Linked DNA regions of Homo sapiens: region 2 is linked to region 1. The links are chromatin loops, found by intact Hi-C in ENCODE. Cell type or tissue: mammary epithelial cell. All regions are shown on one strand. Links, peaks and the distances in the headings refer to the core of each region. The heading gives the core; the rest is flanking DNA. Region 1 holds the start of NEURL3 (neuralized E3 ubiquitin protein ligase 3). Region 2 has its middle 78 kb from the start of NEURL3.

What was found. Peaks named below come from ENCODE experiments on the same cell type or tissue, not always from the same donor. Only the 100,000 strongest peaks of a DNase experiment are listed, where the experiment ranks them.
Region 2: a loop joins it to region 1, with 5 times the contacts of the local background. A loop is called at or near these places in 4 of 110 quality-filtered maps.

The regions. Positions count from the first base shown.
Region 1 is chr2:96,504,415-96,512,740 of GRCh38, reverse strand. It overlaps NEURL3 (neuralized E3 ubiquitin protein ligase 3), which reads left to right and starts at 7,384. Exons shown (of 4, transcript NM_001285485.2): 1 at 7,384-7,482. The coding sequence starts at 7,455. RefSeq lists a silencer at 4,286-4,625. In mammary epithelial cell, for the core only: CTCF peaks have their summits at 3,167 (motif pointing right) and 4,519 (motif pointing right); DNase peaks (open chromatin) are centred at 3,200 and 7,320; H3K4me3 peaks cover 320 bases; H3K27me3 peaks cover 196 bases.
Region 2 is chr2:96,423,180-96,431,505 of GRCh38, reverse strand. No RefSeq gene overlaps it. Among named protein-coding and RNA genes, the nearest start is that of NEURL3, 78 kb to the left of the region's middle. RefSeq lists an enhancer at 2,851-4,050. In mammary epithelial cell, for the core only: no CTCF peak of the experiment used is centred there; DNase peaks (open chromatin) are centred at 3,305 and 8,005.

The DNA of each region.
Region 1 (8,326 bases), core at 161-8,160:
GATATTTTCTTCCTCTCTGCGCTATTTTGGCTTTGGTGAGGGACCAGAAGGAACTCCAGGGATCTGGAAAAATTCTACTGGAGAAGTTGGTGATTTGTCCTTCTGGCCAGTAGAGGTGGTTCTCAGCTACAACAGCTCCCCTGCCCACCCACCCACAGTGCCCCCACAGCTGAGTTCCTGCGGGCTGGGTGCCAGGCGATGTGCATGCAGCACATGTGAGTCCCAGGGGCATGGGGTCTCCCAGCGCTCAGAGCCTCCCACCACCCTGCACCCAGGGTGCCATGCCCTCTCTCTTTCCCTGCACCCTATGGCTGCTGTTTTCCCTCAATATCCATTCTCTCCTTCTCTATTGTAATATTGGAACACTCCAATTTCTGTCTAGCTGGGCACATGATTGCCCAGAATGAAGCCTACACTTCCCAGTTCCTTGCAGCTGGATGTGGCCACACAACTAAGCTTTGGTCAATGGGATTCAAGCTGAAGTTTGGGCCATGTGTGCTCTTTCTGGCTGTGCCCTTTAAGGAAAGGGGCATGCCATGGCCTACTCTGGCCCCTTTTCCCTGCTGGCAGGAGGCATAACACTTCTCTTGACCCACCTGTCTGGGGCTGCAGATGCCCCTGTCCAGGAGGTTTGGCAGAGCCAGGGGCTGCCCTAGCCATGCTGGGTTGGAGGTCTCAGGGTCCTGGAGAGGCACAGTGCTTGTGACCTCACCTGAGCGATCCCACACAGGGCTCCACGGGCCCCACCTTGCAGTGAGAGGACTGTCGGGCACAGTGAATGGCCCCAAGAAAGGCACTGATGTCCTCTTCAGTAAGTGGGGGGCGGGGGGGTGGTTTACTGGTAAGAGCAGGTATTTACTGGTTAGTGCAGTTCCCTGTGTGGGAATGTGCTACTCATTACTCATTCAGCCCTCCTATCAGCCCGCACAGAAGGCCTCTTTATTTCCATTTTGCACATGAGAAAATTAAGGCTTAGAAAGTGTTGTTAGCCAGCCCACAGGCTTATGGCTGTTAAAGTCTGGATTTGAACCCAGCTCTGGCTTCAAAATTTATGCAGTTGGTCACTCCATTGTTCTCCTTCCCCAGTAACTCCGAAAGATCCATCAGAGTCCTCCAGCTGAACGACTGGATCCCTGCCTGGCTGATCCCATCCACCACTGTATGACTGATCGCTTCATCTATGTTCCCAGTGCTGTCATCTCACCTGAGCTTCCACTTGGATTCTCAGTTGCCTTTGAGCCACCTGACTTGATGGTTAACAGCTGCCTCAGACACAGCTATCTGCTAGTACTGTGTTCCTCCCAGACTACCCTCAGTAGATCTGTGTCCCTCCCCGGGGCCCTGGCATCACCTCCCACTGTTGCCAGGCTTAGCCTTGGCTCTCCTGGGGTGCCCTTCCCTGCCTCGTGCCCTTATTAACTTCTCACAGTTCCCTTCCCCTCCTTGCATGCTTCCATTTTCTGCCCAATGGTTCTTTCCCCCAAGCAGACAGTTCCAGGTTCCTCAACCCTTGGCTCCTGCTGAGAATCTTTCAGCAATCCCCTATTTGCTATGGAAGAGTCCAGCCCCTCCACGGCACGGCCCCTGTGATCAGGCTGCCTTCCTGCCCCCCTCCCCACAAGTTGAAGGACCACTGCTCCACTCTACCCTGGGCTAGGCAGTGCTGGCTTCCCACCAACATCCAGTTTCTCCTTCTTCCTTAGTGACAGACCCCAATTTTTAGCTGCTCTTCCCGATAAAGACCACATTTCTCAGTTTCCCTTGCAGCTAGCTGTGGCCATGTGACAAGGTTCTGGCCAATGAGCTATAAATGAAAACGTTACATAGGCCCTCCAGTAAATCAGCTTAATTGCAAGCTGGCTTGGCTTAGCTTAGAGGAGTGCCCATTTGAGTCTTTCTCTTCCCTGATGCTTGGAGCTCTGATGTACTGGCTGGAGTTCCAGCAGCACTTTTGGTACATGACGTGACCTTGAGGCCAGTGCTAGAATGGTGGAGCTGAACAGCGGAGAAAGCCTGGGTCCCCTATGGCTGCAGAGGTGTCATGACTAGCTGGACTGCCTGTCTTCAGCTTATTTTATGTGAAAAAGAAATGAACATGCCTTGCTCAAGCCACTGTCCTTTTGGACATTCTCTTGCATGCAAGCAATCCTAATCCTACCTGATACAACCATACAGCACAGATCATGTCTCCTTTCCTATGCTTTTGTGTGTGTATTCCTTCTCCCTGAAATGCCTTTCATTCCTTTCTTGGCTGTTGAAATCCTATTTACCTTTCAGGGCACAATTTTAATAACTCTTCTTCCACAAAACCTTCACCCATTCCCTGGGCATAACAACCCCTCGACACCGCTGGTTTTCCCAGCCCTCAGTTTGGCCCTCTTGTAGCACTTACCTAAATTCCAGGGCATGCACAAAGTGGCTGAAGGATGAGGATTGGGTTTCCTTCAATCTCTGGTTACCCAGAACTGGGACAGTGCTTGGCACATAGCAGGCACTAAATCAATTCCTGTTGAACACACATGCATGCACACATGCACACGCATGCACACGCATACACACACCCCACACAGGGCAGGCACCACCAGGGCAGGTACCAGGTGTCTTTCCAGGACAGACACCCTGACAGTTGTGTATGGGGTGAGGGGGCACGGGAAAAAGGAAAACAAGAAACCAAAAGAAGAGAGGGCACACCTTTCCCTTGACCCTTCCCTCACGCACAGGCATGAGCAGCCACGCCAGGCCTGGAAGCTGTGCCTCTCTCCCCCAGCTCCCCTCTCTGGCAGGCTCCCCATTCATGCCCAGTGGGCGCTCCCGTGCTGGCTGCTGGCGGGGAGAACCAGGAGGGAGGAAGGCTGTGGAGGCGCTCGGCAGAATCAGGACCCAGGAGGACCGCAGCAGAGCGGAAGTGACAGCACAGACCTGTTAATAACTCTGGGCTGGTACTGTGCTACAGGCTGGCCTCCCTCTCCTCCCTCCCACCCCCAAGGCCCCGTGGGGGCTGCAGCTATTGGTCCAGAGGGCTTGTTGGAGTTGTTGGGTGCTCGAGAGGCAGGCCGACTTGGTGGCTGAGGGCGGCGCCTAGGACACAGGTGCAGTCCTGGCGGAGCGTTTGTGGCCCATTCCCTCCAGGGCACCAGGCCTGTGGTCAGTTCCGCTGCCGGCCACCGGGTGGCAGTGCTGGTCAAGCCCTCCAGCCTCCAGAGCCGGTCTTCCCAGGCGGCGTGGATGCTCCCTGACTCACCAGCTCCGCCAGAACGACATTGTTAGGGCTGGAAGGGCTTAGCCAACATAACACGAAGACGCAATTTATGTATGATTTGAGGGTCCGATTGGAAGGGTTTTTTTGTACATCTACACACCTGTGTGACCACGATCAAGGTGCAGGACGTTTCCAGCTCCCCAGAGGCTTCCCGTGTCCCTGCCGATCACTACCTCCCAAAGGCAGCCTTGTCCTGCTTCGAACACCACGGATGGGTTTTGCCTGAACTTCCTATGAATGGCAGCACGCGGTGCTCTTTGGGTCTTCCCTTACATCAGCCTCACGGCTGTGAGGTTTATCCTCGTCGTTGCAGGTAGCAGTAATTTGTTGTCATTGGCACAGTATTCCATGGCGCGCATATGTGGCAGTTTAGGTCCTGCTGATGGTTGTGGGAAGCTGGGCCGGGAGCAGCCTCTGAGACAGAGATCAGGGACAGGGCTGCTTAGGCGGCAGACCCGGGGAAGCATAGGCCTGGACTGGGTGTGGGTGGGACACTGGCCTTGGCCTCCGGGGAATGGGCCCTGCATTCCCGGGGATCTGAGCAGTTCAGCTCCCCCAGCTGAGTGTGAGGTGGACAGCAGTGGACATTCGCTTGTTTCCAGGCTGGGGCTGTTGTGCAGAGCGCTGCTGTGGGCCAGCACACTTGGTTCACGGGGGTGGCATGGCTGGGCCATGAGGCTGGCAGAGGGGTGCCTTGTGCAAAAGCTCCCAACGCTGCCCTGTTTGGCCCCTGCGCGCCCTGGCCGACCGCCCACAGCGCCCGCGGCCCTGATGTTCTGGGGCTGGTTTCTAGGCAGGGCAGCCCCTGCCCTCTGAGATTTTGGCCCGGCGGGGAACGGATGAGGGCTGGCAAGTGTCATAGGTAGGCGTCCCTGGGCCTTAATGGCAGGGCCCACGAGGGACCGGGCTGCCTGACAGTGCCCCAGGTTGGGCTGGGCTCCCGGTCCCGCTGGGCCGCACGCTGGAGTGGGCGCGGGGCAGCAGTGGCTTCCTCGTGTGCCAGGCTCTTCCCGGAGCGCGGGTTGAGTCTTGAGAGATAACCTGCGTGAAGACATGTGTAGTGATGGGGCTCTGGGCAAGAGAGGCCGACTGCAACAGAGGGGTCCCAGTGAGGCTACCACCCACCCTGGGAGACGGGTGTGTGGGAGCTGCGGTATAGTGAGCCTCGGCGCCGCTCACCTCCCTCTGGGGCGCCCCTCCCGGCTTTGGGGGCTCCCGGGCCCTCGGCGCCTCCTGCAGTACTGACCGCCGCCAGCAGGGGCCGCCTCAGTCTCTGCACAGCGGAGACCGCCCCGCGCTTGAGGGCACGGGCCCGCCCCTCTCAGAGCAAAGGTTTGCAGCGGGGCTGGCGGGTGACATCTACTGCGGGGCAGCCTCAACCTGACACTCAGCAGCAAGTTAGGCCTATCTACAAATCTCCTGCTCTGTGCCCGCGCAGTCCAGTGGAGGAGATATTCCTAATTAGGGGGCACTTCCAAGGGGCGGAGTCTCCGCGGCGAGTGGCCGTGGAGGGGCGCAAGGCAGACGGTCTCCAGCCACGATACCTGGGCCAATCCCAGCCTGTCACGTCATGCCTAGTGAGCTGAACAAGCTGCGTAACTGTCGTGTGCCTCAGTTTCCCCACGTGTATAATGGAAATGATTACAATAAACAGGACCTTTTTGAGGAGTTGCCATGAGGACTGTCAGGTAAGTTCTGGACTTAGAACGGTAGCATTCCGGGCCAGGAGCGGTGGCTCACGCCTGTAATCCCAGCACTTTGGGAGGCCGAGGCGGGTGGATCACGAGGTCAGTAGATCGAGACCATCCTGGCCAACATGGTGAAACCTCATCTCTACTAAAAATACAAAAATTAACTGGGCATCATGGAGAGCGCCACAGTCCCAGCTACTTGGGAGGCTGAGGCAGGAGAGTTGCTTGAACCTGGGAGGCAGAGGTTGCAGTGAGCCGAGATCGTGCCACTGCACTCCAGTCTGGGCCACAGAGCGAGACTCCCTCTCAAAAACAACAACAACAACAACAAAAACGGTAGCATTCTGCAGGGGAGGAAAAGTACAAAAGTAAAATCTTTCCCCACCCATTGCTCGGTTCATGGCTAGGACACCTATAACAAAAGACAGGTCAACAAGAGAAAAGCACACAAATTTATTTCATGTAAATTTTACATGACACAGGGGCCTTTGGAAATGAAGACCCAAAGAAATGGGGACATGTATTTTTATGCGTTGGTTTCATGAAGAGTGGGCATCGTGGAGAAGTGATTGGCTAAAGGGGGAAGGGGTAATAAACCGGGGAGAGTCGGCCAGCCTGTTCAGATTCTTCTCTCTGTCCCTGTGTCTTCAGAGGTAAGGATGGGTCTTATGGCCTCATGGCCCTACTTCAGGGGATTCGGGCAAAGGGAAGGTGAGCGAGGCCTTCCTGCTTCTGCTGTTTTCTTAAATGCCAAAGTGCCATATTTTGGGGTGGCATGTCCTGAACCCTGGCAGTTTGTTCAATAAACAAACACAGAGTGTGTGGCGGGTATGCCTGTACCCTGGACGGGAGGCTTTAGGCAGGTTTTTTAGCTCCTCAGAATGACCTCCTCTGCCCCCCAGCTGCCTCATGGCCCAAGGTCCCACTGATGCAACTATACCACCCCAGCCTGCTGGCTTTGGGTGGCCTGAGGGCCATAGCTTGCCAGGTAATTTTCCAGACAGTCTGAGGCTCAGAGTTGACTTCCCTAATAAGATGCCATACATACCTCTCATGAGAGTGTGATTTATTAACAAGATGCATGGCTGCAGCGCTCTGGGGAACCACCCAAGGCAGCCTGCACTAAGGTGGAGACGTACCTGGCACTAGCCATCCCTTAGCCGAGCAGTCACTGATTGTGGCCTTGATCTGGGGTCTTGGGAGGGGCTTAGCCCACAGGTTGAGGGTCAGGGCACTCACAAGGCTCCAAACCCACCAGGCCCTTGCCCCCGAAAGTGGGGTCCACTTGGCCAGGTGCGGTGGCTCATGCCTGTAATCTCAGCACCTGGGGATGCCAAGATGGGGGGACTGCTTGAGGCCAGAAGTTTGAGACCAGCCTGGGCCACATAGCTAGACCTGTCTTCACAATATCAGAAATATTAGCTGAGCATGGTGGAATGCACCTGTGGTCCCAGCTACTCAGGAGGCTGAGGTGGGAGGATCAATTGAGCTTGGGAGTTTGAGGTTGTAGTGAGCCATGATCACACCACTGCACTCTAGCCTGAATGACAGTGAGACCCTGTCTCAAAAAAAAAAGTCGGGTCCACTTATCTCAGGTAGGGCCTCAGGCTTTCTGAGTCAATCTGCATTTTAACAAGATCCCCAGGAGATTTGAGAGTATGTTGCAATGTGAGTGAGGAGCACTAGGTTAGAGTAAGCCACCTTCCCTCCATGATCCTCAGTTTTCCTAACCGAAATAAATATTGACGGGCTAGAATACCTTTGGCTTCTTTTCCAGTGCTAACACATTGGGAGCTAGACCTTTGCAGTGACTGTCTGTAGGGCTATTTGCATTTTGTGGCAGTTCTGGGAAAGTGGAATTCCCAGAAATTCCAGTGAGAAAGGCTGGAGGGACCATCAGCTCCTCTCCTCTTCTGTCTGCTTTACCCCTCCTTTCTGTTGGAGGTGCACAATTTCCCAGGTCCTGGGATACAGCAAATGCAATTCAATCTGCTTCAGCAACACAGATTGAGTTCCTTCTGTGTGCCAGGGTCTGCTGCAGTGAATCTCCATCCTGGCTGTACATTAGAATCATCTGCGTTGCTCTGTAAACTCCTGATGCCTGGGTTCCACCCTAGGCCAGTGGAACCGGAGTCTTTGGGGGCGGGGCTGGACATAGGTATTTATTAACATGCTTGGACCATTACAATGCACAGCCAGCTTGAGATTGGTCAGAAGTGAGAAAGAAGGCTACCGTAAGACCTACCCAGGCCAGACCCCCATTCCTGTTTCCTTCTCTTAGGCCGGCCAGCTCCAGCAGGTCAGTCTGCGAGTCAGGAGAAATCACTGGGAAATCCCCTGGATATAGTAACACATGACAGCACCATTGAATTAATCATCAACTTTGTAACGTGATCTCTGGCCCATAAAAAGCAGACCTGCTGAATCTTTGGTAACCTGTCCACTGGCCTTCTCCAGGCAGTTCCTTCTAGACCTGGGGACCTGTGCCCGAGGACCTTAGACTGATGGGTGCCCAGCTCTGCTTCGAGGCCAGTAAGTAGACCTCCTGCAAGCCTGGAGCTTGGTCTCTGGACTGGGGGTACAGGTAGCAGAGGGTGCTCTGTGTCATTGCTGGAGTAGAGATGTGGTCAGTGTAAAGTTTAGGGGGCTGGTGGGGTCCCAGTTCTGCCAAGTTGAGCTATGGGACCTTGGGTAAGTCACTTTGTCCCTGGGCCTCAGTTTCTACATCTCCAGGCCAGGGACGATGCCTGCTGGCTTACAGGGATCTTTATAAAATCAAACGCACAAATCAAAAGAGTGATAGGCACAAAGGTTCTCTGCAAGCCTCACCTGAGGCCACAGGTGTCCCGTAGTGGAAGAGCCATATGTGGGGGAGATAGAGGACCTGGTCTTTTTTTTTTTTTTTTTTTTTTTGAGACGGAGTCTCGCTCTGTTGCCCAGGCTGGAGTGCAGTGGCGTGATCTCAGCTCACTGCAAGCTCTGCCTCCTGGGTTCACGCCATTCTCCTGCCTCAGCCTCCCGAGTAGCTGGGACTACAGGCGCCCGCCACCACACCCGGCTAATTTTGTTTTGTATTTTTAGTACAGAAGGGGTTTCACCATGTTAGCCAGGTTGGTCGCGATCTCCTGACCTCGTGATCCACCCGCCTCGGCCTCCCAAAGTGCTGGGATTACAGGCGTGAGCCACCGCACCCGGCCTTGAGGACCTGGTCTTTCAGCACCAGCTATTGGGGTTGTGCATCTCTGGACCTACCCTCCCAGGTAAAGAGCTGGGAGCCTGGGCTCAGGGTCCTCTGTCCCCTGGTGGGCACCATGGGCTCACAGACTAGTAGTTGGCTGTGCCAAGAGCCACTGCTGCTGTCACAGTAATGGTGTTT
Region 2 (8,326 bases), core at 290-8,289, 81 kb after region 1:
GAATGGGGTCCAGCCACTGCGCACAGTCAGACATGCCAGCTACTGCAACAGGATGGACAGTTCCAGGTGCCAGCATGGGGGCCAGCTCTCCGCGAGGCTACAGCTGGACCAGGTGTACTGCAGGCAACTTCCATGGTGGGCATCAGGGTACATGGTGGCACCCAGAAGCTTGGAGACACCAAGAACCATAGGGGCCCAAAGAGGGAGTCACAGCCCTGGCTCAGGGAGCTCCCAAGTCTGGGCTCCTCAAAGGGCCACAGCTCTTCTCTCCTTCTCTTTCCCCGTGATGTGGTGAGCAAGGGACATGTCTCAGGCCTGTTTGTGTTAATGCTCTTTTAGCCCCACCATTCAACAGGTCCCAAGTTCTTATCCTGTGACAAGGAAGAATGAGGTACACAGACAGGTGGAGGGTGAGCAAAACAAAGAGGAGCTTTATTGAGTGATAGAACAACTCAGTCTCCCACATGAGCAGGGGGCAGCTCCTTTCTGCAACCAGGCTGTCCCCACTAGTGTTCAGCTCCTGGCAGAGAGGGGACCCTGGAATAGGAAGTTCCTCTCTGCAGGCAGGTCATCCCATTGTCTCTGCAGCTCTCAGCAGAGAGGAGGCCCTGGAGTGGGTTGCTCCTCTCTGCAGGCAGATCATCCCGTCATCTCCCCAGCTCTCAGCAGAGAGGAGGCCCTGGAGTGGGTAGCTCCTCTCTGCAGCTGGTCATACTGATATCTGCCCAAGTTTGGCTGAGCCTGGGGATTTTATGGGCCTGCAGGGGAGGAAGTGCACAGCAGTTGGTCCATGGGTGGCCATGGGCAGGCCTGGAAAAGGCACTGTAAGTTCCCACTCCAGTCCGTGGGACTGGCAGCCTGGCCTCCAGCCTTCAGGCCCTCCCTGGACTGAAGGTGGGGCTTCATTGGGACTTGCCCCCTTCTGCCCAGGAGGCTGTCTGCCTCCTGCTGTGGTTCATGGTGCCCAGGCTGTTCATACCAAAGGCTGCCTGCAGGCCAGCGCTGCTGAGCTGGCCTCAGTCCTGCCTTGGCTTCCCTTCCATGCTCATCCGCACCCAAAATCTGGAGGGTTCTGAGGTAACAGGGGCCTGGTGTGTCAGCACTGCCCCAAGTGTGTGCACACCCAGCCAGGCTGCAACAATGCCCAGGCTCAGCCCCAACTTTGCTCCAAGATTGGAGCAGGCACTGACAGCAGGGAGAAGCCAGGCAGTGGGAGCAGGCACTTCCAAGCCTGCAAGGGCAGTGGGGGCCTTCTTGGGCCCCCAAGAGTGCAGGGATGCCTAGGTCCACAGGTGTAGTTTGGGCAGCTGCAGCTGTATCCCAGGGTCAGGGCTCTTGCTTGCTCCATGGAGTGGGAGCACAGGGATGTCTGGAACTGGAACTGTGTCTTGGGTGGCTGCAGCTGCATCCAAGGAGCTCCTGCTTCAACTCAGAAGGGGTAGGGCTCCTGCTTGTCCCCCACTTTACTGGCTTCATTGAGCATGAAGCCCCAGCCATGCCTCCCTGCTGCAGCTTGTGTGATGGCAGTGTCAACTCCAGATGGCCCACTGCTGCCATCATTAATACCTTAAGAAAATTTTGTTTCAATGTAGGGAACCAATGTTAGAACAACTATAACTTTTAAATAGCTTTTGGATTAGACAACAATTATTTTCCTTTAGTTAAGAAGTTAAGGTTTGTACTGCACATTGCTGTGTGAGTTCTGTGAAGGGGGAGCAAATGAGGAGGTGATCTACACACTGTAGAAGTTAGTCCCCCTTAGAGATTGCTTGGTTAGATTTCTTGCTAGGGTTTGTCTGAATAAGTGTGGGCTATTTTTAACCCTGGAGGTAAGACTATCTAGGTGAAGGTTATTGGTTAAAGATTTAGCTGGCATTCCTGGGAGAAATAGGGCTATTAGAGGGAAAGATGAATTCAGAAGTTGGGTAAATATTAAGCAGGCACCCATTTTGGAAAGTATATTTTTGTCCCAAAGGAGTTTGGGTTATTTAGATACTATAGGGACTGTTGGGAGAAAGGTCGTTGGTTCCTTAAGTAATATAAAGGGGTGTGAATTTTTTGGGGGAGGGAGCAGGTGCTGCTTGCCCTCATTACCTGACAGAATTTGGAGGAGAGTTGTTCAGGGAAGATTAGTACAGAGTAAGTAGCTTTTGAACTTAAAAGGGAAATTTATAATTTCACTTGCCACCTTCAGAGTTGCCCTTGGTTTTGTTGTGTTGATGGTGGTGTCTGATTTGGAAGCAGCTGGAGCAGAGAGCCCCTTCAGTTCAAGGCCACCAAGGGTTGGAATTCCATCCTGGAGGCACTTCAGCCCTCAAGGAAGCTTCATTTCCAGTGGCTGAGCTTGTGGCAGAGCCATGTAGAGCTTTTTCCCATTTATCCCATTGGGGTAGTTTGCCTTCCAGTGGCCTGGCAACTACCTGGAGAAGTTTCCTTAGAGCTATGGGGAGGGGCTGGGGCTTGTACAGCAGCCAACAGTTGAGCTTGCCTTTTGTCCCTGTATTTTTCTTTCTCCTTAGCCCTGTCCTCCTTATTCTGCTCTTGGTTACAAAAGACTGAGGAGACTAATTTGAGGATTTTCTGCAGAGGGGCCATGCTTTATTTCACAAGAAAATTAGACCTTCCTTTTTGAGGGTTTGGGGGTTGAATTTGTCCCAGTGCTTTGGAATGCAGCCTAGAAGTGAGTTTGAAGGAATAGATGGGTCCGACGGAAGGACTGGAAAATGAGCCACTCAGGGCTAACATCTCCTGGGGACATGAACCACACATTCTCTTGGGGCATCCCACTGAGGAAAAGGGTTTCACTCATGTCTGCTTAGGGACTTGGGTGCATTTTCTTTTTTTCTTTCTTTTTTTTTTTTGAGATGGAGTCTCGCCTTGTCACCCAGGCTGGAGTGCAATGGGGGGATCTCAGCTCACTGCAACCTCTACCTCCTGGGTTCAAGTGATTCTCCTGCCTCAGCCTCCCCAGTAGCTAGAGTTACAGGCATACGCCACCGCGCTCAGCTAATTTTTTGTATCTTTAGTAGAGATGGGGTTTCACCATGTTGGTCAGACTGGACTTGAACTCCTGACATCGTGATCTGCTTGCCTCGGCCTCCCAAAATGCTGAGATTACAGGTGTGAGCCACCTCGCCTGGCCTCAGGTGCACTTTCTAAAGGGGTGTCCCACCCATTAGAAAAGACCTCTTCATGCTGGTGCCTTATGCCAGATGGCCAGTCCAGGTATGCTGTTATGCTGGGTGATTAACCCAGGTATGAGGAAAAAGGGTAAAGGAACAACTTGGCTTGGTGCCAGTCCAGGAGAGGGGGTGGGTAAAGAAAGATGTACCATTCTGAGGCTGTCTGGGATCACCTGATTTAGCAACATCCAGAGCAAGATGACTGGGTGACTCCACAGGAGAATTTAGAGTGAGAAAGAGAGGATATGAGTCACCCAAAATGTGTGTGAAGTCACTCTGAATGAGCTACCGCTGCCAGTCATGTCATACATAGGGATTAGGGACCTTTGGCCAGAAAAGAGAGAAGAGGGAATTTTCCTCCATCACAGGCAAGGCAGCCAACCCTGTTCACCCTTTGGCCTTTAGGCAACACTGAGTAGCAGCCCCAGCTGGTTGCTGTTAGTTGCTAGAGGGATACTAGCAGCCGGCTGCTGGAAGACTGAAAAGAGAAAATAAACTTAGGTCCCTCACCTGATGGGTGGTGGCAGTTAGACACTTTCATATGGACACCTTTCAGTCCCACCAGAGTGTAACTTCGGCCAGAGACCTTCAGTTGTCTCCATGCTTAGACGCTGTCCACCGAGGGCCCTGGGTTGGGAAAGAGAGAGGGGAGAGGGTTTCCTGTAAGAAGAGAGAGTCTTCATATGGGCCACCCAAATGTCATGGATAGCAACTAGCTGGGGCTGGTGGTGTGGGTGGTAAAAGAATTTACCAAGACAATTGTCGGTACAGAAAGGCAAATTTTTTAGCGAAAATAGGAAAATACATTGCAAGAAAGCAACAGGCAGATCAGCAAGAGAGGAGCTGACTGCTGGGGATTTAATAGGATGGTGCTTGTGATGGAGAGGGCTGCGTGCAATACTGATAATACCAAGGTTGCAGTGAGCTAGCTTGCATTTTTCTGTCAGGCAAGGGTCTGGTGATAGCTGGGCACAGGCAGATTGTGAGTTATTTGTACAGGAGGACTGTGTGTCCTGGACCATGAAGAAGGACAGACGCATGGCTTATCTGCCTTTTCTTTTTGCTTTCTCCTGCTCCCACCAGCCTGATTCTTTTTCCCTTATTAGGACCCCACAGCTTATTCATGTCCCTAAATATAACACAGGAAAGGATAAGCATCCCTTCTTATGTGACAACATCTTTTCATGCATTAAACATATCAAATACACCAATTTATTTTTATATTTTCTCTTTTTACAAGATTAAAGAACCAATCCTTGAAGATTTTCAAGAAGCCCTCTGGGAAATCTCAAAGTCAGTTTGAGAACAAGATTTCATTTAGGATTTGATTTTTGGGAAGGCAAAATTGTCACACACACACACAAAAAAAACTTCAGCTCTTTTAAAAGTGACAAGTGTTGGTACTCTTAAATAATCAAGGACATGACAAAGATTAACATAAAGCACAGGAGATTCTTCTGAGAATATGTAAAATCTTGCTTTCCTAGACAGATTATTTAAAAGGTGAAGAAAAACCTTTTACAACCTCTTTCTAAGAAAACTTTGTTGTTTTAACAGAGAGAAAAACCAAATTTTAGTTTTGCACCAACGTACTTCTGATATTAGGGCTTAAAAAAACATAAATAAATCCATTCAAATCTTAGCCAGCTTGACCATACATAAAATTCCTTTTCCAAGATTCCTTTTCCACAACGCTTCTACATCCATTCAGGTCCCCTCACCTCCTGCCCCACATTTTCCTTTCTCATTCTGGAACAACTAGATGTTCTATTAATACATTAAAATAAAATTACCCTCTTTCTCTTAACAAAAAAACATACCTTCATCTTACTTTCTTTGCATACATACACATCCGATTTTCCTTGCATACTTTTCATATGCAGTTGTTTTCCTCCAGCTTTATTATTTTTAATAGTTTTAATTACATATATTAATTATAATTTTAACTATTAGTAACCTTTCTTTTACAGAGAAAACTAGGAAGCATACAATTGTGAACTGTCATCACATACCAGTATTCTATAGCAGATTAGCAAAATACTATACAAATACTAACAAGTGTTTTATGAATATACTATCTGACAATTTCTAGAGACATATACTGTTTCTTTATAGTAAAATTTTTCAATATGACAAAAAGAATGTTTACTAACAGATCCAAATGTATTTTATCTACCTATACCATGTAAAAAGAAAAACTCCAAAGTATATAAATTTAAACTTAATCTTAATGATATGATTTGGCTCTGTGTCCCCACCCAAATCTCATCTCAAATAGTAATCCCCACGTGTCGAGGGAGGGAGGTGATAGGATCATGGGGGTGATTTCCCCCATGCTGTTCTCATGATACTGAGTGAGTTATCATGAGATCTGATGGTTTTATAAGTGTTTGGAAGTTCCTCTTTCCCTCTTCTCCCTCCTGCCGCCTTGTGAAGAAGGTGCCTGCTTCCTTTTCCACCGTGATTTTAAGTTTCTTGAAGCTTCCCCAGCCATGTGGAACTCTGAGTCAATTAAACTTCTTTCCTTTATAAATTACCTAGTCTCAGGGAAGTTCTTTATAGCAGTGTGAAAATGGACTAATACACTTAGCCATGAATGTTTTGGTAGTTTATTGTACTTAGAAACAATGTAGACATTTAATGGATTTCTGTTACTTAATTTAACTTAGCATAACTCCAAGGTTGCAAGTTACCAAAAAGATTTTGAAAATTGTTTTCAGGTATTAAACAAAGCTAGCACCAAGTGTAGTGGCTCATGCCTATAATCCCAGCACTTTAGGAGGCTGAGGCAGCAGGATTGCCTGAGGCCAGGAGTTTGAGCCTGCAGTAGCCTGTGATCATGCTATTGCACTCCAGCCTGGGCAACAGAGCAAGATCCTACCAAAAAAAAAAAAAAGAAAGAAAGAAAAGAAAAGAAAGAAAGCTAGCCATCATCTCAAATTCTTCCTCTGTTAACTATTTTTACAGCACATGCATGTTAAACAAATATCATAAAAATAAAAACCTAAATTATTAAATACATAGAGCTTTTGCTTTACTATTGTGTTTGCTTTACTGTTGTGTTTGCTTTATTATTGTGTTTGCTTTACTATTGTGTTTGCTTTACTATTGTGTTTGATATAAGTGAAATAATGGACTTCAAGCAATTCACTTTTACTGCATCTTTACTCGTACATTTGTTCTCATATTATATTAACAATTTTCATATTCTTAAACATCCAGTAGATAAAATATTAGCTTATTTAACTAGTAAACCCAAGTTGAATAGAAATGTATGCTCATATTACATTTAATGCTGGAACTCAGAAGACACAACTGTTTTTATTAAGCCAATAATATTAAACTAATCTTACATATCAAAGATTTACCTAAGTCATATAAACTTGAAGAGCAATATAGTTCCTTTATTTCTGAGAGTTTTAGGAATATTTAAATTATATAAGTACTTATTTTTATTTTTATTTTTTTGACACAGTCTTGCTCTGTCACCCAGGCTGGAGTGCAATGGCACGATCTCGGCTCACTGCAACCTCCGCCTCGTAGGTTCAAGTGATTCTCCTGCCTCAGGCTCCTGAGTAGCTGGGAATACAGGTGCCCGCCACCACACCCGGCTAATTTTTTTGTATTTTTGGTAGAGACTGGACAGAGCTCTTTTATTAATTAATTTTGGCAACACCATGTGGAGATAGAAAACTATCACATGTACATCACATACATACATGGACAAATGCAAATAGAGATCTTACAGCTTTCCGTTCCTTTTTTTTTTTTTTTTTTTGAGATAATCTCGCTCTGTTGCCCAGGCTGGAGTGCAGGCCTGATCTTGGCTCAAGTGATTCTCATGCCTCAGCCTCCTGAATTGCTGGGATTACAGCCATGCACCACCACACTTTGCTACTTTTTGTATTTTTAGTAGAAACTGGGTCTCAGTTTGTTGGTCAGGCTGGTCTCAAACTCCTGGCCTCAAGTGATCTGCTCACCTCGGCTTCCCAAAGTGCTGGGATTACAGGCATGAGCCACTGCACAAGGCCCATTCTAAAATTTTAATACACTCTTATCTTTGATATTTGTATCTGAATTGTGTGTTGCTTTTGTGTATGTGTATGTGTTTGTGGGGGAGATTTTTAAGATTTCCTTCTGCCCTGTTATGTAATCCCTTGGAGCCTGTGGATCACATTTCAAGCATGTTACTAAGGAGATGCTGGGGGCTGCCTGAATGTCCTCACAGCCCACGTGAGTGGATAAAAATTTAATCTAATTCCAATCAGCTTTTTTCTTTTCAGCTTCAGGAAGTTGCTTTTGGGATAACATGAGTCCCCTGAGAGCCCCTGATTGGGGCAGGGGGACTGAAATGGCTGAGGGAGCCAAGGGCTGGGAAAGAGAAATGTCTGGTGGGGGTGGACAGAGGCAGGAGGGGGAGGAGTTTAAAGGGGACACATCAAAGGATTCAAGGGAGCTGAAGGGAAGATCAAAGGTGGTCGGAGGAGGAAGGAGGAGGAAATAATGGGAAGACGGAGGTCTTAGAGGGGCCGTTTTGGGGAGGTCTTAAGTTTCCCAGAAAGACCAATCAAGTTCTAAATTATCCTCAGCCAGCTCATGCACTAAGAAGATGGACAGAGCTGGTGGAGCATATAGTTAGCCAGGGTTCAAGAAGGAAGTTTCAGTGGACTGAAAGATTCCCGTGGGAGGAGCAGGGCCAAATAGAGAACAGAGAGCCTTCATGAAGAGCCAGGGAAGAATCTTCCAGCCCAGGATTTGGGGAGGGGATCCCCACTTGAAACAAAGTGAGGAAGAATTTACCAGCCCAGAGCCAGGCCTAGGAGTCAGAGAATGAATGAATCATCTCCACTGCAAACAAAGAGCGGGACTTCCAGTACAGCAGGCAGCTTCCAATCAAAGATGCTTGGGCCTAGCACTGTGGCTCATGTCTGTAATCCTAGCACTTCCAGAGGCTGAGGCAGGAGGATTGCTTAAGCCCAGGAGTTTGAGACCAGCCTGGGCCAATCCTATCTCTAAAAAATAAAATAAAGTTAGGTGTGTGTGGTGGCATGCACCTTGATATGGCTTGTCCCCACCCAAATCTCACCTTGAACTGTAATAATCCCCAAGTGTCAAGAACAGGGCCAGGTGGAGATAACTGACTC